Linked DNA regions of Mus musculus: regions 1 and 3 are each linked to region 2. The links are chromatin loops, found by intact Hi-C in ENCODE. Cell type or tissue: left cerebral cortex. All regions are shown on one strand.

Evidence for each region. Peaks named below come from ENCODE experiments on the same cell type or tissue, not always from the same donor. Only the 100,000 strongest peaks of a DNase experiment are listed, where the experiment ranks them.
Region 1: it touches region 2 in a loop (5-fold over the local background); 7 of 42 quality-filtered maps call a loop at or near these places.
Region 3: it touches region 2 in a loop (6-fold over the local background); 3 of 42 quality-filtered maps call a loop at or near these places.

The regions. Positions count from the first base shown.
Region 1 is chr3:34,653,314-34,661,313 of GRCm38, forward strand. All of the region lies in intron 4 of Sox2ot (SOX2 overlapping transcript (non-protein coding)), which reads left to right. Among named protein-coding and RNA genes, the nearest start is that of Sox2, 7.3 kb to the left of the region's middle. RefSeq lists enhancers at 402-783, 691-771. In left cerebral cortex, no CTCF peak of the experiment used is centred here; DNase peaks (open chromatin) are centred at 399, 3,564, 3,865, 6,708 and 2 more places; H3K4me3 peaks cover 3,718 bases; H3K27ac peaks cover 6,637 bases.
Region 2 is chr3:35,336,363-35,344,362 of GRCm38, forward strand. Gm38512 (a long non-coding RNA gene) reads right to left here. Exons shown (of 3, transcript XR_389676.2): 2 at 3,324-3,452; 3 at 1,338-1,540. Among named protein-coding and RNA genes, the nearest start is that of Gm35425, 22 kb to the left of the region's middle. In left cerebral cortex, a CTCF peak has its summit at 4,624; DNase peaks (open chromatin) are centred at 4,988, 5,642, 6,358 and 6,871; H3K4me3 peaks cover 1,027 bases; H3K27ac peaks cover 2,372 bases.
Region 3 is chr3:35,471,253-35,479,252 of GRCm38, forward strand. No RefSeq gene overlaps it. Among named protein-coding and RNA genes, the nearest start is that of Gm38512, 69 kb to the left of the region's middle. In left cerebral cortex, no CTCF peak of the experiment used is centred here; DNase peaks (open chromatin) are centred at 3,382, 3,592 and 4,322.

The sequences.
Region 1 (8,000 bases), 680 kb before region 2:
ACATTTGGACATGATTGTGCTTTTGATCTGTTAACTGTTTTACTACAGTAGTAGAGAGAGGGGGAGGAGAGAGGGTGGGGAAAGGAGATTGGATTTGCTGTTTTCTTTTGCTCCAGGAAAAGTAAGAGGCTGGCGACGTCCTCGGTTGGAGCGGAAAAGTTGGGGGAACCGCCGTGGTCTTTAAGTTCAACCAGCGGCTCTAGCGTAGCCGAGGAAGTCGCTGGCCCGCTTTGCTTTTTTTTTTTTTTTTTTTTTTTTTTTTTTTTTTTTTTTTAATTGGCTCCTGGTTTCGGTCATCTTCTATCCAAAGGCACCAAGAACCAGAAATGGGGCGTCCTTGTGAGTTCTGCATTGCTTCTTATTTCTAGAGCGTCCACTAGCTGCATCTCTGCAGAAGTTAGGATCCCGGGGCGCTTTCTGCCCTTCAGCCGAGTACCGGCCGCCGCCAGTTCTCTCAGCCTCTAGGCCTGTGTCGCCTCTTTTGCAAGAAAGTAATTTCTTTCTTAAAGAGCTACTAATAATGTTCTTTGGAGGATTATGAAGGTCCTGTTTTCTGTGTTTATATTTCTTCTCGGTCTTTTCATTTCAGGTGTAGAGTTGGTTGTTTGATTCTTTATTTTCGTTTTTAGGGTAAGGTACTGGGAAGGGACATTTATTCAGTTCCCAGTCCAAGCTAGGCAGGTTCCCCTCTAATTAATGCAGAGACTCTAAAAGAATTTCCCGGGCTCGGGCAGCCATTGTGATGCATATAGGATTATTCACGTGGTAATGAGCACAGTCGACAGTTCTTGCTCACACATAGGAATAAAAGAAACTTTGAATAAAGACCCAAATGACGGGCGTGGGGGGAGAGGGGAGGATATTCCCGGAACTCCAGCCAATGGACAGTATAAAATGTATATGTTTGAAAATTAATATATCTTAGGGGTATATATAAAATTTACAATAATTGACCCGACTCAGCCTCTCAACTTAAAGGAACAAGGAAGGGGCTTGGCATATCTGACCCAAATCAAACACTTTGGGGAGACGCTCAGGTTCAAATATTTTGCAATACAGAAGAGAACTTTTGATAGTTGAACTCATTTTAAGTTATTATCACTGCAAAAAAAGGAGAAGCCCCATTCTTGCTCTTATCCCACCATATCTCCAAACCAAATAATTTAAAAGAAGAGGCCAAACTATTTTGTTTGCAAATATAGATGCTTTGATAAACTGCAGCGCTACCCATTTCATTAGGTAAAACATTCTCAAGATGTGCAATTGCATAACTAGGCCAGAATTAATAAGCAAATAATTTTAAGAATAATTTCATTTTTTTAAGAAAAGAGATAAAGTCATGATTCTACCCAGAGAGGACTTGCTGATGTCGCTGCCTGTGACTTCTTTCCGAGGAATTTTATTCTGGTCAGTGAGGCCTTCATTTTCAGTCAAGAGGGGAATTTAAGTGTTGCTTTGACTTTATACACAGACTAGAAATCTGTAACAGGACGAGCATATAACCAGTTCTTACTACATCTTTTCTTCCATACCCACCCCCTCCATATCTTAAAGAGTGTTAAAATATTTTGCTGAGCGGGAGTAGATTAACAAGGTTCCTTTGCCAATGCCGGGAAGCTGGTATCACAGACCATCCCAGGGGAAAATGGCTCACATTAACCACTAAATGAATATTTGACAAGGGCTCATTCGGAGGTATTATTACTATAAATGTGTCCCTACTGGACTTTTCAAGGTCAAAGAGCAATGCTTCAATTAATTATTTAGACTGCTAGTAGATTTGGATGTAATAGCTGTACTTATTTCTGGAAAGCGACACATTCTTGCAGTGGGGAAACCTCCCGAGACTCTCCATCAGCAGCATCTCAAATGGAAAGGTGTGTGAAGCCCTGGCATGCCCAAACTGACTTTTTTTTTTTTTTTCTTTCACGAAATGTTTTCCAAAGCCAAGGGAGAGAAATACCCTTTCCCCCCTTCCCTATTTCAGCAACTATTTTTAGTTTAAAAGGAAAAACAATATAATTTATGTTCGTTTCATCATCATGTCTAGCAAGATCTTCTAGAGTTTGTGATGTTGGGGAGGCTGGGTGGTATTTCATATAACCTCTGCCTTGTCTAAATAGCAAAGTCGGAGGATTTCACAGCCCCTTCTTGTCAGGCTTTGAACACAGGTAGAGTACAGTATCCTGTTAGACAATAAAAGCAAAGGTTTGAAATGGAAGGCACCGGGCTTAGAGTACTGAGTTCTAGTAATGGCAGAGTAAATTGGGGTGCAAGGTGGTCCCCCCTTCTCCTATTGGTCTGAAGGCTGTAAGGGAGGGCACATTCCTGCCATGTCGCCAGTTCCTCCATGACCCTAGGTAAAATGGTAATCGAATGATTTTGAGAGTAAGATTCCTTCACAATAATATAAATTGAATGAATAAGAGATAAGCTGGGGGGTAGTAATTACAGCCCAATTCATTCAGCTTTGCAGAACTTTTGTTGTAGGCGCTCCATTGACTGGGTTTGAGCTGCCAGCTTTCTCACATTAAAAAGGAGCTGATCAGTGCCTGGGGGGAGGGGGCGGGGGGGGGGCAAGGACAACTGCTAAACTGCATGGCTCTGGGGTCTTCATTTAGAACCATTAGAAGAGTGAAATTAAATCGTGCCTTTGTGTGCGCGAGGTTTACACTTTTCAACTGCTCACAGTTTATAGCTAACTGCTCTGAAATTGAGGTCTGACTGTGGCCTGGTCACCTGCTAGTTGGCATCTCTTATCGGTCTGTCAGTCTGTCTGTCTACCTATCTTGGGATTGGAAGCACTTTTCTCTCTTCAAACTCCCCCACCCCAATTCCTTGTTTTTGAAAGTTTTGAAAAATAGGCACTCATATTTTTCTTCCTGGAGTTTTTCTTTTGGCTGCAACTGTTTTAGCCAAGACTGGAGCTCACAATCCCCCCCCATACCCCCACCCTACTATTACTTCAAAATAATTTGCATCTCTGTGGGGGGTTTTTTGCTTTGTTTTTGTTTGTTTTCGGCTGCTTCTCGCTCTTGGAGCTAAGACTTCTTTTCAGGCTCCACCTGGGCCTGGGGTTGGGGCTTGACTTCATATTCTACACTTTCTTTTTTGACCTGACTTGAAAGATGTCTGACTGCCTCTCCCTAGGGACTCTATCTAGGAGATGGATCCCTGGAAGAAGGGAGACACTCCGGCTTCTACTGTGAGAGTCTGGATAATATCCAAAGGCACACAGCCTCTGGAAACTTAAAATAAAAAGCTCAACAGCGCTTTCCAAAGACAGGGAAAAGGCTCAAACTGCAAGATTAGGTCGACGTCTTTCATAATTATTTTCTATTAAAAACTTTCCCGGAAATGTGTTCGTGACACCAGCCGGGAGCCTCTTCTTTTCTAGGGATACTGGCCAGCTCTAGTATTGTTATTCTCCGCAAGGATATTTTCCTTCTGTGGCCTTTAGAAAATAATGGACGACTCGACTTTCTTGTTTTGACTAACGAAACCTCTCTTGGAGAGACTGGAGTACGCAGGTAAGCAGGGATTTCTCTAGTCAGAGCACTCTTTCTGTGTGCGGTCCCGGATAGATTGTATTTTATACTTTGGTAGAACGGGAATAGTGCTAACTTCCTGGGCGCTGCTGTCAGTTCCTCTCCAAAAGCAAGCGGTAATCTTTGTCATTTGAGGGATGCAGAGATTTATTTGCTGCTTCTGGGCCAGCGTTCGGACTAGAGGCAGTGTTTCTAGTTGGCAGGCAAGTCAGGTGATTCAAACCTCGGAGGGGCCATTAGTTTTATGACCCCATCTGCTTGTCTATAGCGAGTCAAGTGGACACGGATGTATAAAGATTTCGGCGCTTTGAACCACTTTTGCTTCTCCAGGCCCAGGTTCGGCAGGGCTGAGTTGAGAGCTCTCCAGCCTCCTGCAGGCTCCCTGAAGGGAAGGGACTGCAGGGCCAAAGCCTGGAGACTGGCAAGGTACCGACTGGAGTCGGCAGCTAACCTGGACTGGCTAGGACCTGACGTCACTGCGGCCAGGCCCCCATCCCCCGAGACTCCCAAAAAAGCTGCAGAGGGGTTCCCAGTGTCTCTGCCCTCCCCGCAACCCTGCACCAAAAGAAACTTGCCCGAGTTTCTGGTACTGTGTAGCTGTTACAGAGTCCTTCTGACTTAGGTTACAGAGTCCCCTGCCTCCTGCTCGGGAGCCTGAACCCTCTATATGTTGACCTCCTGGCCTCAGAGATGGCTGCTATAGGCTTAATACCCTCAAGATCGGAAGTTGTTGGCCTGGGTGTTGTCTTCTTGACATCTTACCCTAGTCCTTTGCCTGTGGCCAAGCCATACTGGGCTCTTCTCACCCAAGATTTGAGCCAGAGAGGACTGGTAAAAATGTGGGAGGCTTTGAGAGATTATTTTGGTAGGGGGGTGGGGCAGGAGGGAGGTCGAGATGAACCAGCCCTTCACTTCCTAAGATGTGTAAGAGATAGCTGTATAAGACCACCTCCACACACCCCTCTACATCTACTGGCTTGATTGGAGCCTGAGATTAACCCTCTGTCTAACAGAAGGTGAGAGACAGGGAACCAGTGCCAAGGCAGTCTCAAAGCTGTATACAAAGGTCCTGGCCCTTGTTAGGGTGCTAAGCAGTGATGTTAGTCTTGGGGGTCACTCATCTTGCCTCTTTATCACCCCCCTTCTGACTTAGGGTTAGCCTGGGAAGTTACTTTGAGACTCTGCCATCTGTGTGTGTCTTCCTGAAAGGAAGAATATTGGCGCTTGAGACGAGTTGCCCCACCTCCAAAGGGCAATAAAATGCTGATGGTATTAGAAGGAGCAGTGACTTGTCCCCTAGCACTCTTTACCACTGGTGGCCAGACCAGAATGGGGAGATGCCCCTACCCCCAACTTGGGATGTCAGGGTCTGCAGCTACTCTGCGAGGCCTATACAGGAAAGGAAACACCAGAGAGTTCCTGGCCAAAACAGTAAAGTTGATTTCCATCATACTAGCAGGCCCAGTTTTGGAGGACCCTGACCACCCCAACATTCAAATGGCTGATCTCTTATAAGTAATCCCAGATAAGCTCACACATGGCCTGCATACCTCTACAGCAGGACTCTTTTCCTTGATGTGTGCTTTCAGAGTTGAGTGACCTGCTAGCTAGAGTTTATGCTAGGATCAGAATGAGTTGGTCAGCTGTATTTTGTTTTGTCTTCAGGCTCTTATCAAATTAGGCCAGAGGCCTTTCTAGACCGTGGCTTCTCTGTTTTCAGCCTTCCTGAGTCCCAGCAACAGCTTCGGACTTCTAAAGTCTTCTGGCTCTGATGTCACGGAGGTTTTGACAGTTGCTTCTGGCTTACCACTGGCATACCATTTCCACGTTCTCCATACCTTCCACTCTTGGGGGTTTACACAGCTTTTAGCCAGAGCCCCATTAGACCCATCTCAAAATAAGAGCAATAACATATTTGAGTCAGACACTGACTATAGACATTCCACGAGTGAGTTAAAGGTGAAAACCATTTGGTAGCTGGAGTGTGTCTAAGAGGGACAGAGCCACTCACTGGTGGACAGACATCCTTTGGTGTTCCTAGAAGTGCATTGACCAGGATTTCTTTTCAACCCTTAAATCCGTTCCATTTTTTGGATTCCCTTCTATGGCGAATGGTCTGAAACCGAACTTTATATTCTGATATGGCCCCAGAATCTCACAAAATAATGACTAGACAGAAATCAGCCACCGTTCCAATCTGGGCTATTGCGTAAGGTTACAGTCCAGTCGTGGCGAAGCAAGCTTGTCTCTCAAGGTCCCCTTTCTGCTTGTTTCCCTCCACTCCTCTACTCCAGGGAAGGTGCCTTAAAATCTCCTGGGAGTGTGTTTACTTCAACTTCTGGTAAACTAGGCTAACACTCTGTCGCCAGCTTTCCAAACACCCTCTCGGTAGCTTTGTGAAATCAGTGCAAATCATTTCAGAATTCAAGATGGCAAAATAAAGCTGAGCATATGGAGGTAAGGCTTGGCTGTCAGGAAATGGATTTAAATGTTTAGCTCACACCTACCTCAGGCCCCAGGACTTCCTCTTTCCTCCTCAGCAGCTTGCTCCTGGAATTTGGGTACCCTACCTCTCTTAGCAAGCTGGCTCCCCAGCATAAATTATGAGTATGTATCAAGTGGGCCCTTCTGCTAAGATTAATCAGGGCCTATTCTCTCTTGCATGTTTCCACTTTGATCCCTATAGAAAGTTCTCCTTACCCTGTAAGCAATGTCATTCTACAAACTTACTATTTCCATATAAACTATGGAGGTAGGTTTCGATAGAAAACAAAAAAACAAAAACAAAACAACAAAAAAAAAACAAAACAACAAAAAAAAAGCAGGTAATCCTCCCACCCCCCACCCAGCCCCAGGAAGCTTTCCAAGTTAAGGACACAAAATATTTCATGGTTAGTTGTGTGAGCTTCTAAATTAGCTGCATATAAAGTATTTTAAGATTTTTTTTTTTTTTTTTGGCTGTCACTGGCTGGCAATACTCATTTTGTGTGTGTGTGTTGGTTTGAAAAGCAGGAAGAAATGTAATGAATTGAGTGCTGTCAGAGATGTCTTCTGTTTGAACAATCTGCGACGGGCTGAATGGCAGGGACTCCCTCATCCACTGCAGGTGCAGTAGAGCTGGGGAAGGGGGAGGGGGCCCTCTGTTCAGTCAAAAAGCAGCATTTCCCACAATAGACCACACACTGGTGGCCAGCGTGACATCGGCTCACACTCACATACTTTCCCCCATCCACAGTTCTGAACCGACAAAGTGGCCATACAGTAGGCTTGCATAGGTTCCTTTAATGAACATTTTGTGGTTCCTATGGCCAGCATTGAAATCCATGAGCCCTGGGAGGAACAAATAGACTTTTAATCGTGAGTTCCCAACTCAAATCTATTGCTGTAGATATTAAAAGTAAGCGGATCTCTCTGCTCTCACCCAATATCAATGCTCGAGAGGCCCAGATGTGCTAGGATCTGAGAACTCTAAGTTAAAAGTTTTTCTGAGACTACTTAGGATCCAAGCCTGGGTCTTGCAAGTCCTGTGAGATCAAACAGGAAAGGAGAGAAGGCATGAATTTCGTGTATTTGTTTAAATGTAAAAGGACCTCTAGTATTTTATTATGCGGCATGAGAGGGCTAATCCTACAAATGAAGGCACCTTAATCTTGCTGAGCACAGTCCTGTCCCCTTTTGAATTGGTTTTACTGGGGAGAGGGGTGGGGAGGAAGAGAAGGGGGTCAGGAAAGGCGGCAACTGTTTTAAAACTCTGGACAGAAATGCGACCACCCTTTAGCTGCCCTTGCTGGCAACCAGCAGACGTTAGAAGAGTTTTCCTCTCACACTGGTGTGAGCTCAGGCCCGGGTGCAGCAAGTTTTAAATGGAATTATTTAAGTGTGAGAGGCTACTGGGAACTTGGCAGTCAGGCCCTTCTTTAAACACCCTGCCCTCCCCCCACGCTTTGGCCAGGTTTTAGTTTTGGGTCTGAAGATTTAGGGAAAGGCAAGATACTTCCCTCAGCACCACCCTAGCCTGTGATAAGAGGGTGACACCAAGGTGGTCCAACTAATAGACGGTTCCCGTTTGTGCTGAGGAAAATTACTCAGTGTTTACACACAGTTAAAACAAGCCAAGAAAAGCATCAACTTTCCAACACCCCTCCTCAATAAACCCTGTTTATGATTCCCTTAAACACTTCTGTGGGACTAAGAAGGACACCCTTGCTCTCCTCTGGGTAAGAGGAGAAGCCGGAGTGCGCTGGGTGGTTCTGAAAGGCATTGATAGGAAAGACCAAATTCTATAAAATCCCGAATCACAGGAAAAGATGTCTGAGAGTGAGACAAAGCTCACTTGCTTGGGGCCTTACGGCGGGTATGCCTATGGCGCCTACTTAAAGTCTAGGCCTAGAAGAAGTGTTCCGATTCCCCCATCTACAGAGCCTGCAGCTTAGGCGCTAACGTATCTTCCGG
Region 2 (8,000 bases):
CAGCGTTACTAATTTTTTTTTTTGCTACTATCCATCAGAGAGCCTCGAGTGTCTCAAAAAAAGAGGAGCGAACCTATGTGAACATGAGATATTCATCATGAAGGCCCGGGCAGGCAGAGCCTGAGTTTGAACCCTCCTTTCTTCAAAGGAGGATTTCTTTGGATGCTCCAGTTTGACTTAATAATCCCTGCTCCTCTCCTCTCATCGATGTGACTATGTTCATTTTAGCATAAAAGAAATTTCCCTCACTAAGTACTGCAATCACATTACCTAGTTGCTTTAAAATCTTAGAGTGTAACTAACAGTTCAGGAAGATGGACTAAGTTCTATTCATCTTATCCACAGGACATATTCTACTAGCCCTGTTTAGTGGGTACTAGAGAGGCTCCAGATGGTACCAAACCTGTCATTTACCATTTCCCACATACAGGCCTCCCTCCCCCTCTCTCTCTCTCTTTTTTTTTAAAGATTTATTTATTCACTATGTATACAATATTCTGCCTGTATACATGCCTGCACACCAAAAGAGGGCACCAGATCTCACTATAGGTGGTTGTGAGCCACCATGTGGTTGCTGGGAATTGAACTCAGTACCTCTGGAAGAACAGCCAGTGCTCTTAACCTCTGAGACATCTCTCCAGTCGCATGCCTCCCTCTTTTAAGCTAGGTTCAGAAAGAGGTGACAATAAGAAGAAAATGGATGGAAGACCCAGAACAATATGCCATCATGAAATTGATTTGAAGTTATAAATTGTTGATTTCTAGAACTTTGCATTTCCTATTCCCCTACTTCAGTAGAGCACAGATAACGGAATGCATGGTTTCCAGACCTGGCCTTGTCTGGGCTAAGCTTCCTTCTGTGATGGAGGATGTTGTCCTGACATCCTGATGTAGACCCACACTGAAGCTTTGGACAAGAAAGTTGCTTGGCTGCTTGGGTTCTTGGCTTCCTGATGGATAAAATGAGGTCATCGGCTGAGGAGACTGAATTCCTGTGATCATTAGACATTCTGCGGGATAGGCACTCTGCTTCCAGGTGGATGAGAGTAGCTAGCTACTAAAGACTGAAGTACATCAACCCTGGAATTTTAAAAATAAGTACCTTGGGCAAACTGCCTCCAAATGTGTAGTGTGATAATAGAAGCTGCTTACTGATATCAAATACATGGAAAAAATTGTCCAGCTTGTATTTCCTTTTGGTTCTCCTTGTTTAGTAAAAACTAAGTTTAACTTAAAATAATGTAGTTATAAATCTTAATCAAGCAAACCTTTACCTTAAAATTCTAATTCCAAGAGAAAGTTGGAGAAAGAAACAAATGAATAAACAAAAAGCCTTTTAAAACAAGTTTTATTTGTTGTTGTTTCTATTTAAAATGTTTAATTTTTTACAGTTCATCACTAGACTCCCCCTTAACTTTAGCAGTCTGGTTCTCTTCCCTGTCGTCAGTCAGCACTGGGTTGAAATTGTTTCTAGCATCTGACTATGGACTTGTTTGTTCTTTGTAAATCTCAGCCAATGCTCTCATCTGTAAAATACAAACTTCATGGAGTTTGGAATATCACATTAAATGAAGAAGTTCAGGTCAAGTGCTCTACCCTACTAATGTCATTTCCCATTAATGTCTTCCCCACACCTGACAGTGGAAATGGCCATTTCCGTTAACACAGAAAGCTAGCTGTCAAGGTCAGATAAAGTCATGAAGGGCAGTGCAACAGGAATATGATTAAGCCCACTAAGCTTAATGCTGTTCGATACATTTCAAAACAACTGTCTCTGGGACCAGAGGTGAGAGCTCAGTGGGTAAGGACACTCGCTAGGCAAGCATGAGGGCCTGAGTTTGAACCCCCAGCAAGAGAACATGCCTTTAATCCCAGCGTTGGGAGTCTGGGGCAAGCAGAACTCTAGAGCTCACTGGCAAGCCAGCTTAGCCTGAAGTGCAAGCTTCCACTTCAATAACTGACTTTATCTCCTAGGAATAAATCAGACAAAGAAAGACATTTGGTATCTGCCTATGGATCCACATGTGCCTGTCCTGCATAGAGGGTATGCATACCTGTACACTCATAGGAAGGCACACACACACACACACACACACACACACACATTACTGATTTTGATGAAATGCAAAAAGGTTTCCTTAATTCCTGATCTGTCCTTTGCAAGCTCTCTCTCCCAAGCCACTATCATGGCGCCCAGGCCAATGGACTATATCCCTCTGGGATACTCCGAATGAAACCCTAGTGGCTATTGTGAGCTTAAGGCCTGTCCTGGCTAGCCACACATCTCCCATCTCACATACCCTTAAGCTTAGTCTTCCTCTCACCTCTGGGACATCTAGAACCCCAGCCTCACATATTCTACCCAGTGCCATCTCTCCTCTCTGGTTCCTGAAACCCTATATAAGCTCAACTCCTTTAAGGTGCTCTTTTATATCCCCCAACTCTTCCAGCCTCCTCCACCCACCATGCTACCTCCACCTCCCATGCTATCTCCACCCATCATCCTCCAGTCACTCCGAACCACTTACCTTCTCAAATCTCACTCAGCTCCAGTTCTTTGGAGGTACTTCATGTTTTTTCTGGACTACTCTTTCCCTCTGCTAGAGCCCCCTTTTCACACACACCCTTCACTATTGGGTTACAGGTTCCCAGCTTTCCCAACCACAGAGCTGTTTAGGGAACCACATATGTGCTGTGATGTTTTGATCCTTACTCTTGTCATGGTTTTTATCAAACACCACTAAAGCCAGCTCTCCTGGCCCCTCACACTGAGCCTTTCCTATATGAAGACCTCAGTAGAAGTTTGCTAAACAATGATCCAAGTACTTGGAGCAAATGGTCAGATCAACTTCAATGGGAAGTGTGGAAAAGCATACTGATTATTAAAAAATTATTTGTAACAAACTGCATCACCCTGAGAAACGTCCCTTAACCAACTAAGGATGGGCAAACAGAAACTTAGGGAAGGATATCAAAATTCCTCCAAAGCCATACACTGAAGGGGAAGGGGAACATGGCAGGTTTTGAGAGCTAAAATGGCTCAGAGTGGTTTGAGGATGTGGTTGGAGGAAGAGTAGTGTGGGTGGGTGCAGGCTGGAGGGTGGTGGCTGGGTAGAGGCAGGGTGGTGTGTGGAAGTAGGATGGGGGCAGGGTGGTGAGGTGAGCTAAGCATGCGGTCTGGTTCATGCCAATGAGCTAAGGACAAGGATTCTTCTTTTCATCTTTACTTTGATTCTAGCCACTGCTCTCTGCTACCAGACCTTCATGCATGCCACACGCATATGCATTTCAACGTTGATGACACTTTAGTCCTGGATACCCACCTAAGGCACTGACGACATTGGGGCACTTTCTCCCAATGCTTCGTCTCCTGCCATCTTGGGTTTTCATCATTGCACAGAGTAGACCTTGGAACTTATTGTCTCTTGCATTTCTTCTTACATTGGAACTTGCTGTAAGACCAAGAGAGCAGCTGTTTCTTTCATTTGCTAGAAATATTCCATATATCTTGAAAAACCCTGAAATAGTCATTCTAGAACCATGCACTGGCCTATGGTAGACTTGGGACCACTGGCACCTTAAATGACACTACACACCTCAGTAGGATTTATGCAAGAGACGGGGAGGACCCAGCACCACACAGTAAGCACTATTGGTTTAAGAATTGTCCTTCAGTCTCTCTGCACATAGTAGGGAGAGCACCTTTGGCTCTTCACGCACAGTGGTGTAGTGCTGAGTCTAACAACAGTGTTTCTACATGTTTACATTTTGCCACGATGTTCTTTTTTGAGAGCAATCACTTTATTGTTTATGGTAGCAATATTCTTATAGCTTTGGTTTCAAGCAAATAACTTATCATCCAAAGCTGAGTCCACATCACAAACATGTTATTTAAACACAAAGGGGTAGGTACTGTGCAGTTAGTAGAAAAATCATGAGAGTAGTCAGGAAGAGATGAACTTTGGTTAAAAAAAGTAAGAATTGAGACTTGGATATCAAAACTTCAAATTAGACATTGATGTCGCTTATTTGGATGTTTCCGGACCCTCAAAATACAAGGTTTGCTTTAAATCAGCAATACACGTATTTTCCCTAATTATCTAGGCTTTCTTGATGCCATTTAAAAAACAAGTGTCTGCCCCATTCTCTTCATCCCTGTCCCATTCTTCCTAAAAACCATGAAGTAATTGTTCTGTGCACTATAGCACTCACGGGTGCGCCAAAAGGAAAAGAAAGACAAAAGAACCCTTCAGTCCTGAGACTGCCAGCGGCGTATGCAAACCTTGAGAAAGCAAGCTGGTGTGCAAGAAAACCGTTTTCATCACTAGCTCTAACCACCCGCCTCTTTCTTAAGAAGAGGATGAGGCCCACAGGATAATAAAAGGCTGCGGAACCACACAAAAGTTCCACATGTACAACCTCCTGAGTGGCCTTCAAGGGGGTAAGGGCAGGAGGTGGGCGGAGGACAGGCTGAGAGCTAGGCAGAAAGCCCTGCTTCTGGAAAGGCAGCTCACCTTACAAAAACATAATTCACTCTCGGGGCCCCTGCTCCGAAGATCTTGTTATCAGAAGGAAACAACAACCCAATAATTGTAACAACAATAATAAGCTGAGCCCTAGCGGTCAGGGTTTCTGCGGTGACCCACGGGATTGCAGGAGGGGAGTCTGTGAAGCGCCCTTAGTCTGGGGGGAGGGGACAGAGTCCGGCGCTTCAGCTTCTAAGTGGCCACAGCTGCTCCTGCCGCACTCGGGCCAGGTCCTTCTCTCCCTTCACAGCCCCCCAATCCAAAACCAGCACTAAGGAGCCAGACTGGGGGGGGGGGGGTTCATCCGCAGCAAGCAAAAGAGGCTACCCACTTAGGAAGAAACTGTGGGGCTGGAGAGCGGAGCGGAGGCTGGGGGATCTGCAGGGAGGGAGGCACTTCATTTTAATGCGCCACAGACAGAGTGAGATCTGATACTGGCAAAGTTTCAACGAAGATGGGGGCGAGGGGGCGGGAGGAGAAGAAAGGACTCTTTGACTGCTCAATGCTTGTGAGTTTTCCTGAGGAGGAGCATAAGGTCCAGTGGACATTCTGGGAATAATAATGAGGAACACACAGCATCAGAACACCAAATGAGGCTGACGATGATTCAACCTCCTCGTGCATCTGCGCCCACAAAACAGGACTTCAATTAAACAACCTTGCAGATCTGAACAGAAGAGAGAGCAGGGGGATTTTTTTTTAAATGAACCAAGTCCCTTTGGTCAAAATTAGGTGTTTGTCCTAAACTTCAATTCCTAAGCTGTGAACCTGTGCAGAGAGAGGGAGCTGGCCGGTTTCTTTCCAACAGTTTTTGAACCAGTGTCCTTCCCTTAGCGAGGCACCTCTACAAATTGTTTCAACCAGGCGGAGGGTAAGAGAATTCTAAATGAAGTGCTTTTTCCGTTTTTGTTTGGTTTTGTTTTGCTATTTCAACTGGCACAAACACATTGATATACACAGACCTTGCAGAGTGTGGCATCAACGCTGTATGTTTACAAAAAACAAACGGAAAGCACACCCGGCGAAAACAAAGACCCGTGCCTCAAATCAGGTCACACACAGCAAGAAATTTTACCTGCAGGAGTTTTTAACCGCTGCAGTGAACAGAGGTCATCTCAACCCTTAGCTGCCCTTTGGCCTCTGAGCACTGGACCTATTGGGTGTATTTGCGTCTACACTGAAGCAACACAGGTGCCCTTGGGGAGGAGGAGCCTGAGCCAAGCTATTTCAGAGAAGCAGATTCTCAGTTTTCAGAAGGGTCTCACGAGAAGCTTGGCCTGGTCTCGGCTATGAAAAGAAAATGAAAAGAAAATAATTCACATTTGAAAAGTGTAGATGTTTGTAAAACTCTGTGTTTGAACTACTAGAAACACACTCTCTCTCTGTCTCTCTCCTGCCCCCCCTCTCTCTCTCCCCCTCCTTGCTTCCTGTCTCCTCTCTCCCCTTCCCTAATTTCCTCAAATTCATCCTACTGAGCAACCTCAACAGAAATTTGGAGGGTAGGAACAAGAGTTTGAATGACCTTGGCTTCTAGCACTCTCTCCCAAACAAAGTACTAAACTGCCATCTGATAAATCAAGAGTTAAGTGCCTTTTGAAATACAAGCATTTTCTCAACCTGGATCTCTGAGAGCAATTTAAAAAAAAAAGTATTTAGCAAAACAAGAAAGCCAAATTTACAGATTTGTAAGACAGGAAAATGAACTAACCCAGCGCTGCTTAGGGAGAGGAACTATAAATGAAGCTCAGAGAGGGAGGCAGGAGTTCAGGAGTGGGCGTGTGAAGCCGGCACACCTCCCTCCTTGTCTGTTTTCCAGGAGGTTTTTGACAACTGGAGAGTGTGCAGCATGTGGGAAGTTATACTTTTTACAAAGCCTATGAACTTGGGCCAAAAATAAGAGTTCCAAAGGGAATCTAGGCCAGGAACACTGGAAAGACCAACTCTACTAGAGAAATGCATGCATTGGAGATGCTTGTAGGCTTCCAGTAAAACTGTGAAATAAAGATACACACTCTGAGAACTGGAGTGGGGCTATTAATGGAGTGGGGCGGGGCTACCTCTGTGTGTGTGTGTGTGTGTGTGTGTGTGTGTGTGTGTGTGTGTGTGGTGAAGGAAGGAAGGCCTGGCGTTCTCCACAGCTCTCTTCTGGCAGCTCTACCAAGAAAGGACCAAGCCACCATTCCCCTGCAGAGTGAGGCCAAACCCATGCACTCTTCACCAGCAGAAATATGGAAGACCTTAAACTGGAAGGCAGGAAGCTCAACTCCCAGGGTCCACTCCCAGGGTCCATCCCAAAGTCACTTCTTCTCTCTGGGCCTTCGAGCTCTTCAAGACAGCTGCAGAGATGCCAGCTCATCTTCAGATTCCCAAGGAGGCCAGCAGTGGGCAAGACAGAGCAGACTAAATACTTTGGCCCAGTGCAAAGTGGAAAGGCGTAGGTGTGGGGTGTCTGTCCTTCCCCACACTGTCGTCACAACCCCAGGAGGACACACCCAGCAGCTCTCTCATCCCCAGAACCAGAAGCATTTGTTAAGTGTGCCTGAGCTCCTCCAACCTGCCTCACCACACAGGAGGTCAGTGCAGGCAGCTGGAGCTCTCTCTGGTAGGTGGAGAATGGAAAAGCATGGTTCTTCATTGCCACCCTCCAGTCAGGTCCAGTGTGTCCTCCCAGTTGTCACTGCAAGAGTTTTCAAATCTTTCCACATTAGCCCATCTCCTTTCAAACTGGTCTTGTGGATAGCTCAGCATATACCCAGGACTAGCAAGTTCGTATTCTTACTCAACTTTAAAGGCATGTTTTCTCTGTGCCACTGAACATGATTTCACCATCAGAAGCAAATATATCTGGATAGCACCAAGTTGAATAAATTTTACTTTAAAATATCTCAGAGTAAGTAATAAAATGATATGCATTGTGACTCAGTAGAACACAGACTATGATGTCTTCCAGAACTTATGGTTCAAAAATCATTCTTTAAAGGCGATGGTGTAATCTGTCAAACAAGGTTTAAGATGCAAAGATTCACTTAACTACTTGGTCATTAGTGTCACTGTTTCCTGAGCGCCTGCTTTGTGCTGGGCAACTCGGTATAGCATGGAGAGCTCTCTCGGTGGGCTCATTCCCTCCCGGCAGCACTCCAGTGCAGAGGAGTTAATAACAGTGATGCAATGTGATGGGGGCAGTGCAGGAGCATGCGGATGATGCCAAAATGTCAGCAGAGCTGTGACCACCCAGTCAGAGAAGAGTGGTCAGTGCCCTGGGCAGCCATTCCTTCAGGGCAACATCATCAGAGAATGGAAAGCTGGGGAGGCAGCTCTTACCCAGAAACCCTGAGGACTAGGGCATGGTTCTCAGAACCCACAGGGAAAACCAGGCTGTGGGGTGTGCACTTAGAGTGCCAGGCCTGCTGGGGAGACAGAGACAGTCAAAGACCCTGTCTCCAAAAGCAGAGTGGGTGGAGTTTGAGGAAAGAT
Region 3 (8,000 bases), 130 kb after region 2:
GACAAGGCTGTTTAGAGATGCTCAGGCTAGGGCTAACACTGGAAACAAGCAGGAAGAACTTGAACTATTCTGTAGTAATAGACAGAGGAAAGCCCCACCTGGTAGCTTACTCTTTCTTCTTTCTCTCCTTCCTTGCTTTTTTCCTTCCTTCCTTCCTTCCTTCCTTCCTTCCTTCCTTCCTTCCTTCCTTTCTTCCATTTCATTTTTTCCTCTCTGTCTGAGTATGTTTCCAGGAATCATCCAGGCTTGTACGTGCTAGGTTGATGCTCTATTGCTGAACTGTACCTTGAGCTGAAAACAAAAGAAAAGAGAAAACTTATAATGAGAAAGCATAGATAGACACAGCAATGCGCTTGTGCCTAAGCAACACAATATAAAACTACATAGCATCCAATGGCCCAGGGACAACTGAAACAAAACTAAGTGGTATTGGATGATAGTTCAAATAAGAAAAATAAAGCAATATATCTCTGTGCCATTCCTGATACAAACGACTGAATAAAAAAATGAAAAGAAAGCCAGGTGTGGAGAAACGTGTTGGTAGTCACAGAACTCCAGAGGCAAAGAGAAGCAGTTCACACATTCAACAGCCAGTGAAAGCTTGCTGTACAAGGAAGAAAGAAAAAGGGAAGGCTTCTCAAACGTTCTTTCAGAAAAGTGACTGTCTGTGTAGATGTTACACCCTGAGGGCCACAGGTAAGTACAGACTTTGTAGTTGCTTCTCTCTGTAGAACATGGTGGAGAAATGAAGGAAGGAAAGACCAACCTCGGAGCAGAGAAACCTAACAAGCCACACTTCAACCAGGAGAGCAGAGTCCATGTCAGAAGCAATACAGACAGGCATTCTTGATATTTCGTCATGAGAACGATGGCCTTGGAATTCTCTAGCCCCAGCGGAATCCTGAAGAGAGAATCCGGTGAGTCCCTCGAATGGCATGTTGCAAAATGCTGGAGCAGTACGTCCCAAAATCATCAAGGTCGCCAAAAACAAAAAACCTGAGCCTTGGAGCCCAAAGAGACAGCAGGACAAATGCAGTGTGATGCCCCGAGTGGACTCTGCGAAGGAACATTTTTAAAAAGAAAATAACTAAAATCTGAGTTATAATTAACACTACTACCTCAACAGTGACTCTTTAGTTGTGACAAATGTATCATTAATTCAATAATAGGGGAAACTAGAAATGAGCCGAGAACTCTCGGTGGTATATTCAGTCTTTCAACAAACCCAAAACATCTAAAATTAAAAGTTTATTCTTAAAAAGCACAGAGACTGGCTCATAGAAAGAGGCATACAAATACCAGCAGGCACCAGTTATTAGAGAAATGCGAACGAAAATTGCATTTACCACTCACTCTAGTTACTGGCCTGTGTCTAAGAGACAAAGGCTCCTTCAGGGACAGCGTGCTCCGGCTGTGGGTGCCTCACAGTCGACCACCCTGCCCCACCCCTCAGCAAAAACCCAAAGACGACAACAAGTAAATTGAAAAGAAAAAGACCAGTGGTGATGAGGATGTGGAGAGAAGGGAATCCTCACACGGAATTAGGATGAGCATAGGTGAGTAGAGAGAACACGGGAAAAGAGCATAAAGGTCCTTATAAAATTAAAAAGCGGAAGTACAGTAGTATCCAGAAAGTGCTACTACTGGGTAAGTAGTCAGAGGAAATGATGTCAGCTTGGTAGAGCGAGCCACTGCTCCTCCCAGCCCAATTCAGCTACTGGAAGTAGACATGAAAAGCAAACGACGGTAGTGCCCATATTAGTTATTTTCCTTGTTACTGACAAAGGCGATTTAAGGAAGGAAGGAAGGGCGTTTTCTGGCTCGGGCTTGTGGGAACCGCCCATCATGGCCGCAGAAGCTCCATGCAGCCGGCCACCGTGCATTCAGCCACCGTGCATTTGCCGGTGCTCACCCTGCTGTCTCTTTTTTCTTCAGTTCAGAGTGTGCTGCCCACACTTAGGGTGGGTCTTCCCACCTCAGTAAACCCAATCTAGAAACTTCCTCACAGTCACACCCAGAGATGGGTCTCCCAGATGATTTTAGATCCTGTCTATGGCATCTACCCCAGTCCACACTCTACTAGTCTCTCAGCAGACAGGGTTATTTCTCCTGATAGAGTTTACATTTTCCAACAATCGTCTTCGGAGTGTCTGTCTCTTTCCCCCCCACCCCCAATACTGTGCCTAGAAGAAGAAAGATATCTGTCACTGGATTCCCAGAAGTTGATGAGAGCTGCCTACTAGGTGCACGCGGCAGCTGTTTGCTGCATGCATGGATGCATCTCCAGGAGCAATGCGTAGCCCTGGCCTGTGTGGTCCTGGGAGAACAGCACACTTGGGAATTGTGAAAGTGGGGGATCTCGCTCTCAGCATCCCTCCCCCGCCCCAGCACCAACAGAGCTGTTCTCTCCACCTTCCCAGTTTCTTGGTTCACTTCCACATCCCCAAAGAACACTTAATTCTAAGCCTTTCAAATAAAATCTGAAAAAGGAATTTTACCTGCTGTAATCAAATGTCCTAGAAAACACAACAGTTGCCTAGAATCCAAGCAAATTATAAGAACCACATATTTTCTTTTGTGTCTCTGTTTAGTTATCCCAAGAACAGAGTCTGGTCCAGATAGCAGGCAAATCTAGACTCCTAAAAACCACAGGAAGCATGCGGCCCAGAACACAAATAGGTTTCCCTAAGGCCACTCGGTCTTAAGTCTCTCGGGTGTATCAGTCTTCGTGATTGTTATTTTATTCCCAGTGCATTCCAGGTCACAGCACGTTAGTAATTTTGCCATATCTTTCACTGCCTGGCTTTATGTAAGTGCTGCTAAGAATAAAATTAACCAGTGGGAGAAAAACATCAGTTTGGCATCTAATTTTAGAAAACTTGATGAATAAACCTATTAAATCCATTGTGGGGAAAGAGAAGAGCAAACCATTCCACGTTGCAAGGAGAAAATAAATAGAAAATAAAAGGTGATTGTCTTTATGATTTAGGACAACAGACTTAAATGTAAGTTTCCCCCCCACCCCACAACACCCTTTTTTATTTACAAATGACCATATTGGCTGACTGTATATTTTTATTCACATAACCCTCAACTTGGAATTTTAAGAAGATACAATCCTAGGCAAGAAGCCACGCAGAAAAATCATTACTGGAGCCCTGGATTCTGTGCTCGCTGGGGAGGGGAGGTCCTTTATGAGAGACCACGATGGGGACATAAATCATCTCTCTGAGATCATGAGAAGCAGGTGCCCGGCAGGCTGCACTGTAGACATCTGGCAGGCTTTCATGCTCACACCCACCCTCCCGCTCAACATCTGGCAGCCTCTTCATCCCCTGCCCCACCCTCACCCCCAACCGCCTCCAAACATCTGCCACACACTTCTCTTAACCTCAGAAGCAAATCCAGTCAAAAGCTCAAAAGGGTAGCATTCCAGGGGTGGTGACCTGGACTTACTCACTGGGTGGGAGTAGGCAGGGGTTTGTTTTGTTTTGTTTCTGTTTTCCTGAACTTTAAATGAATACACGATTCTCTCCAAAACACGATTTCATTCTAGTCATTTCTCAGTGAGAAACTCGTTTAAAACGGAAATCTACAGTTGGTATCCAATAGAAGCTCCAAATCAGCCCAGAACTCGAGCGCACAATGAAACAATTTTACGCTGATGACAAGCATCTTAGGAACAAAATGAACTAAGGTCTGTTTGGGTGAAAATGGATAAAACACTTCTCTCTTGCTGACGAAGTACAAATCACTTAGGTAATGCATCTTAAACTTAATCTAAAAATGCCTCCTAGCCAGTTTAAGGAAGTGAGTGCTTCTTGAATTCCTGTTCTTTGTGGAATCCCTTCTCTGAGTCTCCCACACCTCCAGCCTTCTGGTCTACAGGAGCCATCTCCACTCCTGGCCTCCCAGGTTTCCACTGCAAAAGGGGTGTGCTTGTTGTGTGGGCTCTGAAAGCCGGCTCCTGAGTCAGTCACATGACTTAGAGCCCCCTCCTGATTGATCTGCATTCAGGCTATTCCATTCTGTCCCTTAGCTGCTAACCACTTTCTGGTAGTTACCTCAGGGTCTCACCTGAGTGAGTAAACTCCCAACTTCCAGCCTTAGGTGCACACACACACACATACACACACACCCTCGAACACATGCACGCACGCACATGTACATGCACGCACACGCTTCTCAGTTCCCTCCCCTCAGGCCAAGCCCTGGTCTTGGTCCTTTTAAGAGGAGTACACAAGCATTCTGGGCACAGGTAAATTCTGATGAAAAAGACTTTCAAACAAGGAGCGACACTAGGCTTTGGCTGCCTGCCAAGATGCTGGAAGTGTCCCAGAGACTCGTAGACTAGAGTCTTATCAAAGCATTTTATCATTTTATTACACACTTAAATTAGTAATTACTTTGGGGACATTATTTGGACACTCTTGTAGTGTGTAGTTTCCTGTTTTCAACTGTAGATATGGTTAGTGGCTGTTCATTAGTTGAAATTCCTGGTACGTTTGTCTGCACAGTGTTGTCCTTTTAAGTCCTTAAGAATGTAGTAGAACAAAGAGTTATATTGACATTGGCTTCTGTTCTGATAGTCACTTGGAGTTGGGGAATCTCTTTGTTAATTAAAGTCACAGGAGGAGAGTAAGCTATGTTAGGTTAGAAAGAAGTAGATTCAGAAAGGACCTTGGCAGGTTGAAGCTACCAATGGTTAGTCTACAGACAGAGGAGGCCAAATAGAGGACATCTAACTAGGCAATAAGACACTTCCTGTCCAGGGTCTCCATTATTTGGCTTTGTAACAGGAGGCATGATGTCTTGCCCCTCGTGTGTGTGTGTGTGTGTGTGTGTGTGTGTGTGTGTGTGTGTGTGTAATGAGTAAACGGAGCTTACCAAATGGCTCGGTGTGTGATGATGTCATGTGCCAAGGCCCATGGCCTAAGTTTCATCCAGGACTGACACAATGAAAGTTGTGACTGACTGCTACAAGTTGTCCTCTGAGCTCTGTGTGTGCTGGGACACATGTGCACACACGTACACACACACAAGCACATTAAAAATGCAATAGAATGAGTAAGTTTAACTAAACACATTTTCTTTACCTTCTTTTTATTATGAAAAAACAAATAGCAATTCCCAAAGAAGAAAGACCAGCATAATTAACTTCCATAATTATTGCTATATCTTGTTTCATCTCTTCCCCTTTAACATCCCTCCCTCCTTTCCTGCCGATGTTTGTTGAGCAGCTCAGCACATCACAACATTTCATCTGCAAACGTTCAAGCCTTTCTCAGAGATAAAGACTTCTGCCTTAGCCATATTCTGTGTCACTACGTCAAAACAAACCAACTGACAGGCCCGAAATCAGAAGAACAAAACCACTTAGCAATAACTCCTTCTGTCCCTTTCAAATCAAATATTCCAAGGACCAATGCATCCCGCCCACTACACTAGTCAGGAACCCAGCCACTTGAGCAGTTTTACTTGGGTCTATAATCAAGGAGGAATTGGAGAACTTTTACTGACAGACTCCATTGGTCTCCAGGTCTTCAAACCAAGGGGAAATATGAAAAGCTGGGGAGGGAGTGAAGAGTCAACTGAAAAATTCCCATGCGGAAACAGAAAGCAGATTCACCATGAAGCACTAAAGAGACAGAATAATAATTTAAAATATCAGTATTAAATACATCAGTTTCAAAAACTCATCTGTTAAAAAAAAAAGTTGGTAGAATTCTGCACTAAAAAAAAACAAACTCATCTGTTCATTTTTTATTGTTCTCTTTCATTCATTACAGGAACTAACTGAGTACTCACTCTCTGCCTTAGAAAGCAATAGAAATGCATACGTGGGCAGGATGCAAAGACCCACCCTCAGGAGATGGCCCAGTCAGGCTTCATTTCTAGTAGGGAGGACATAAAGTGTCATACAAAAAGACTGAAGAAGATTTTCAAGGGACATCGGTCATCCCACTTCCGGCTCAGGACTCCATGTTTGTTTAGAAAAGTCTAGATATGGACGGAGGTTAGACAATGTTTTGTTACCTTTTCACTTCAAGACTTCGCCATCGCTTTTTGCTCCTTAGCGGTAAAGCCATAAACTGCAGAATAGGCGCCGTAAGGGTTGGTGTTGCCTGCTGACTCTACCTGTCTCCATGGAGAGGCCAAGCTGCCCCCGTGATTCTCATGTGCTTCTCTCTCAAACACGGCCTCGCCCCTCTGAGCAGAAACCACGTGTGTACGAAGTGCAATAGAACACATTCCACCAGGTGCCAGTCATCTACCTCTCAATGTTTCTACTAAAGGGGTACCAGGCTCTATCATCCGATAACCATAGTGTCTGTAAATTGCTAGACCACAATACTCTGGTGGCAATGGTTTGGAAGCCCAGTGACTGAGAAAGACCACGTACTTTCCACCACATGCACACAAATCCACCTTGAGCCAACCTGGTCTGAGAAATGTTTCCCCTAATCTGCCCACGCTCATCCTTATTCTGCTCCTAGACCCTCCCCCACCCCATCCTTGGCTGTGGCCTTCACCTTGAATAGACTGTTCAGACTCTCCTGACTTACCCCCTGTATCTCCCAGAACCCCAGCTGAAGCAACTTGAATACCTACACCTCACTTAACCGAGTCATCCTCTCTCATAGAACTGACTGAAACTTTAGCAATCAGCCCGACATCTGGAGAAGCTGGTAGCTTCTCCGTGAGGACCCAGCCCTAACAAGCAAGAGACATTTCTAACGTGACTTGCTGACTTAACATCTGGAACCAGAGCGCCCCTCTGCCTGTGGAGCAGAAGTCGGGCTACCATCTGCCCTATGGAAAAGGTGACATCAATCACCCACTCGGGTCTGGCCCTCTGCTGTCACCCTCCTCATTTCTGACTCAAATACTCAGTTGCTGTTATCATGGTGGTTTTTGTTCATCCTCTTTTTGCCTCTACCATCTTGACACCCTTAGCTGGAAGAGGCTCTAACCCTAACAGACCCATGAGACTGTCCAAGAGATGGTACAGAAGTGGCTGACTTCAGCACCCTTGGCTGGCTTGGTTAGACATTCAGAAAGAGCAAAGTAAACGAACTGTGTTGTTCCCTTACTGAGTCTTACTGAGTCGGTGAGTGGAAAGACAGGCACTCGGACCCTTCATAAAACACAGACAGCACTACATCGTCTCAAGGTCAGGACCACTGTTCTTGCTTCCAGTGTACATACATAGGCCTTCTCTTTAGGGGAAACTGGCTAGATTTCTGTATTTATGAGTTATGTGATAAAACACCGTTGTCTAATCCGCTATCTGACTAGACGGGGTGTCCAGTCACAGACCAGGTCTGCCATCTCTGATAAGTCACCTCACCTCAGCCCAAGCCTAGCTCCTCCACCTGTAAAATGAGCCACTAAGGAGATCTGGGCTGAACCAGAGCATCCATGTCGGTTGCTGCTCAGAATCACTATCTTACGTATTCCCTGGATAGACACTCTTATCACAAAACAGCAGTGTGGCAGGGAGGCCACACTTATTCTGAGTTCAAGTCTGAATTCCAGTCTGGATTCTGTCACCTGCTAGCTACTAAGGTGAGTAGAAATGATGGGTTATCCTGAGTCAGCACTCAAGTTTTCACACAAACATGGAAAAATGGTCTCTAACCCAGAAAGTTAAAGAAAAAAAAAACTCTCCTCACTCTGGAGTGCTCCTCATGATGTTGGCAAATCAGCCCTGAGCCGACGACCTGTTGAACACCCTCCCATACTCAAACACTTGAAAAGAGTTATGGAAGCAAGACTTAAGTAAATACATACATGGATAATTATTTTTGACAGTGTTATTATACACTGTGAGACCTTAGCTATAACTATTGAAATTAAGCCAACAAGGAACCTGTGACATCTTTTATGTCATTTATCCACTCAAAATACACTTCTGAACAATATTCTATGCAGGATGCTGTGTGTGTGTGAGGTGAATGTGATTGGCTGATCTCCGTGATGTTGTGTGTGAGATGGGC